Linked DNA regions of Homo sapiens: region 1 is linked to region 2. Evidence: chromatin loops called from intact Hi-C (ENCODE). Cell type or tissue: GM12878. All regions are shown on one strand.

The links. Hi-C counts contacts between places; a loop is a spot of excess contacts. Peaks named below come from ENCODE experiments on the same cell type or tissue, not always from the same donor. Only the 100,000 strongest peaks of a DNase experiment are listed, where the experiment ranks them.
Region 1: a loop joins it to region 2, with 4 times the contacts of the local background. A loop is called at or near these places in 4 of 110 quality-filtered maps.

What each region holds. Positions count from the first base shown.
Region 1 is chr4:185,596,793-185,599,292 of GRCh38, reverse strand. The region is part of intron 24 of SORBS2 (sorbin and SH3 domain containing 2); the gene reads left to right. Among named protein-coding and RNA genes, the nearest start is that of SORBS2-AS1, 10 kb to the right of the region's middle. In GM12878, a CTCF peak has its summit at 1,515 (motif pointing right); a DNase peak (open chromatin) is centred at 1,532.
Region 2 is chr4:185,303,780-185,306,279 of GRCh38, reverse strand. All of the region lies in intron 6 of SNX25 (sorting nexin 25), which reads right to left. Among named protein-coding and RNA genes, the nearest start is that of LRP2BP, 91 kb to the left of the region's middle. RefSeq lists a silencer at 1-85 and enhancers at 1-109, 195-254, 1,290-1,479, 2,368-2,467. In GM12878, a CTCF peak has its summit at 1,103 (motif pointing right); a DNase peak (open chromatin) is centred at 1,129; H3K27ac peaks cover 2,419 bases.

The DNA.
Region 1 (2,500 bases), 290 kb before region 2:
CTGGACATAAGTCAGGATTCCTTTCCTCATTTCTGTTTTAATGGACCCGGATTCAACCTTGACTGGCCTATCGCATGGCCGTGCTTCTGCATTTCAAGAAGTTCTCAAGGGCTTGATTTCACAGAAGTCTTCATTTTTTATTTCTAAAGAAAAGTCGATATTATTCTGCATTCATGCCACTTTGTGCTTTTTGCATTGCATAGGAAGACCTCATTTTGTTGCTGAGGCAGAGCTTTGTGTTGCCATAGAGACAGAAATGCCAATTTGTAGAGACTCTTAGACTCCCCCGAATGGCCTTCCAGAGCCAAAGCAAAACATAAGCTTCTTTTGCAGTGAAAAGGACCCATCTATAACCCTCCTGTGGGTCCACGAGATGGTATGCTTGTGTTCCCCTTAAGGTTTTTTTTTTATTTTTTGCCTGATTTTTACATTATGTATTTGTATGTCAGATTACACGTGTGTTTGTGTGAACCATAAATATTCTATTTTTTTAGATTTATGCAAAGTTGTGTTTTACCTTCATAATTTAAGAAGGAAAAATAAGCCTCTAGAAACATAAACGTGGTATTATTAGGAGAATTTCATCGAATTCTGGTGGGCAAATATGACAACTAATATTTTATAAAAAAAGATAAAAACACTTTAGCACTGCTTATATTGCTTTCAGAGATTTTTTTGCATTAGTGTTTAAAGTAACAGTCAATCCTTCTTTAAGAATTATTTGATACTAAATATAGCTAATCCTCCAGAGATAACTGCAGAAGCTTTGATAAATTAGACGGCTTTTCAACAGACTGTAGCTCACTAAGATCGGAAAGTATATATTTTACTGATGTTACAGACTCCATGATGTTTCAAACCAGCTTCCTTATGAACAGCAACTTGTGATTGGTTCTGGCTTTGGAAATTAGCATGTGTTTAAAACTTGTCTCTTTTGTATCCGTTTTTGACAACATTAAAAAATAGCTACAGAAAAATACTTACATAGTCAGGGCTACAGAAAAAAATACATATTTAGGATACGATGAAAACCGCAGCATGCTTCACTGGATTTTTCTCTTGTTCTACTCTTAAGATTCATCAAGGAAATATAAGCATAATATAATTCTTGTTCAAAATGCCCAGCACAGTGATTGTAATGTGTCAGTTGAAAGCCATCTTTCTAGGTTCAGCTCATGTAAGCCTCTCTGAATGTCACAAGTGTATATTGTTCTATATTTATCTTAAAACTGCTAAGAAGTTAGGGGAAATGGAAATGCCTGCACAGATAGTCAAAATAGAAATGGACACGGACCAAAAATGCTGGTGGCTTTACAAGGGATGCTTTCTCAAAAATTTAAAACGTGGGGAGGGAAGAACATGGTTAGGAAAACAGATGACTGTCTATTCCACATCACTCTGCGGCCTTTAAAATAGGCTTTTAAAATTTTTCCAGCCTTGGGAACTTGGATAAAAAGGGGCAGATAAAGCAGAAACAACTCTCAGCTTGTTGCTGCCATTGCTCACCACTAGGTGGCGACAGAGTGCAGCTGCATTACAAATCTCTGCTTAAGCGACTTGCCATTTGAGTTACATCACCAAGGGGAAAGGGCGAAAGACAGTCTCCCCAGATAATCTATTTACATCACCTTATAGGACATTTGCACCTACCTCAGCGTCAAAATTAAGATGCTGATTTTAGCCAAGGTAGGCCAAGTAGTCCATCATAGTAATCTTTCATGCAATAGCGTGCACATCGAAATTACCATTTTGTTTCTTTTTCTGTTTGTTTTTTACCTATTTGTCGTATTAAGAAATTATCCAGTATCTTTGGGTTTTGGTTTACCATTCTGCAAAATGGAGTTGAATTGTAACCATTATTTTTTTTTACGTGACCGAGACACATGAGAATTAACCAATCAATGTCAGTGTCCCAGCTCTCTGTGTAAAACTGATGACGGACACCTTTACACAGCAGAGGAAATACATCTGTGGAAATGTGTATCCTTCATGGAATCCCTGAGGGGACCCGATTAACCCTCATCTTGTCCAACTCATTGATTTCAGAGATAGGGAAGCTGAGGCATCCCCAAGGTTATATGGTGCTTAACGCCCAAAACAGAAAGACGCAGATGAGCCGTCTTAGATAACTGTTCTTGCTACTCATTCCCTACTAGTCAAATGCCTTTAAAATAAACTATTTCAAGTACTGTAATTAGTCAGCTTTCCTCAAAACTGTCTCCTAGTTATCCACATTAACATGGAGGTGATTCTTGTTAAAGGTAAGCTTTGAAAAGTTCTAAAACTCGCCATTATAAGACACACACAACTTCTCTGCTACGAAAAGTCTTGATTGATTCTGGCCTCAGGATGTGAACAGTATAGAAAACTGATGATTTGTGTGTAAAAAGAGGGGCAGGGTTTGAAAGATATGAAGGAAGGGAAAAGAGAAATTGGGAAACAGGTAAAAGCAAGGACGGGGGCCGGGCGCAGTGACTCACGCCTGTAATCCCAGCACTTT
Region 2 (2,500 bases):
GAAAGCGAATGCCACATTCAGAGCTAAATGACTAACGTGGAGCTCATGCATCCCATGCTGCTGGCATGCAAAAATCCTTGTAAATCCAGTGATGCAGATGAATACATTTCTTTGTGGCCTTAAAACCCATTCATCCAAGAAATATTCACATCAAGAAAAGTATAGGCGAGTGGGTGTGTGACAACACCCCGTGACCCAGCTCATGCCAGAGTTATGTGGCTGTTTCTCTATAGAGTGTTAAGTAGTAACACTGTGCATTGTTAGAAACTGGGTTAATCACACAACATTTAATCTAGCTTTAAAAAGAAGTGGCCAGTGAAACACCGGATGGCAGTGTGTCTTTAAACTGGTGCCAAGATGAACACACACATGATGTTAGGTTAGTGCAAAAGTAATCACGGGTTTCGCCATTACTTTTAATGGCAAAAAAAGTGATTACTTTCGCACTAACCTATAATATTCCAAAGCAATTAGTTCAAATATTTACTGTTTTTCCGTCTAGATAGTCTAGGTTCTACTGAGATCAGAGCAAAAGGAAATGGGTGAATTTGGGTTCATTTGGTGAAAAAGACATTTATATTAGACATTAGGTAAACCCTTTTGGCTACAAAGACATTACAACAGACTTACGAATAACATCACAGAAATGCTTTTCGCTATAAATCCCCTGCCCATGATATAATTCTTCCTTAAGCAAGTGAAGTGGCTTGCAGTAAAACAAAAACAGCAACATCTAACGACAACTGTTAGATGCTATTTCTAATGAGGCAGCAGAGAGCAAAGTAACTTAAAGTGCAAACTCATGACTCCAGAAATAGTACAACTGGATTAAAATGGCACCACTGTGCTTTTCAGGTATAAAAAAAGAAAAACACCAACAGTAGAATATTTTCCTTCCCTCATAACATGCTATCATGTTCCAGGGCATATCATAATGGCAGCATCCTCAGCAGACTCACTGAGGGATTTAATGGATAATACAGGGCAGGGTTTCTCAACCTCAGCACTACTGACATTTTGGACAGGGTAGTTCTCAGCTGTGGGGGGCTGTCCTGTGTACTGCAGGATGTTTAGCAGCATGCCTAGCCTCTACCACTAGATGCCAGTAGCATCCCTTCCCCCAAAGACGACAACCAAAAATGTCTCCAGACTATTGTCACATGTCCCCTGGGGAGCAAAACTGCCACCTCCTACCCTCCACCTGGCCCCACTTAGCAGTGCTGATACAGAGGTACAACCTGCTCCTCTAACAAGAAGGTTAGAGCAAACAGAGGACAAGGCCGCACCCTCCTTCCCCTTCCCTCACTCCTCAACATGGGCTCTCTTCTCTCCTCTGCCCAGGATGCTCAGGTCTTCTCGTGAAATGCAGGCAATCGACATATGGAATAGAGACTTCCTCCCTAGAAAATGCTGGTTCTCCAATCAACTGTATGTGCACTGACAGACTAACCAGCTGTTGAATCTTTCTTGTATATTCAAATAAAAGTTTTAGGCTGGATGTGGTGGCTCATGCCTGTAATACCAGCACTGTGCAGGGCTGAAGTGGGAGGATGGCTTGAGGCCAGGAGTTTAAAACCAGCTTGGGCAACACAGCAAGACTCTGTCTCTATAAAAAAAAATTTAGGCCCGGTGTGGTGGCTCACGCCTGTAATTCCAGCACTTTGGGAGGCTGGGGCAGGCAGATCACATGAGGCTGGGAGTTGGAGACCAGTCTGATCAACATGGAGAAACCCCTTCTCTACTAAAAACACTAAATTAGCCGGGCATGGTGGCGCATGCCTGTAATCCCAGCTACTCGAGAGGCTGAGCCAGGGGAATTGCTTGAACCCAGGAGGTGGAGGTTGAGGTGAGCCGAGATGCGCCATTTCACTCCAGTCTGGGCAACAAGAGCAAAACTCCATCTCAAAAAAACAAAATAAGTTTAAAAATTAGCCAGGCGTGGTGGCATGCACCTGTAGTCCTAGCTACTCAGGAGGCTGAGGCAGAAGGATCACTTGAGCCCAGCAGGTCGAGGCTGCAGTGAGCCGTGATCACTAAAGCCAGGAGTTTGAGGTTACAGTGAGCTATGATCACGTCTCTATGTTCCAGCCTGGGTGACAGAGTGAGAACATGTCTCTAAAATATAAATAAGTAAACAGAAGTTTTACTAAATCCTCTTGATGGAAGGGTTCAAGAAACAGGTATATATTTACTTAGGGACTAGTCAAGATTTGAAGTGAGAAATGGTACTTGACCTCTTAACACAAAGCTGGCAGCAATTCTCAGTAGTTACCAATCATCACAGACTTCTTCAAAATTATCTAGAAATCACCTCAACAGTTGCTAAGGAACTCAAAAAAATATTTGCCTTACTTTTCAACCTGAGGCTGGTATGTCCTTTTTTGAAAAGAACAAATGGGCTTCTCTTACCACTCTAAACACCTGAGATTTCATAGTCTAACGTGTCACTCCACTTCAGTGGAGAGTATATTTGAGGAATAGCAGAAATCGTACAGGAGTT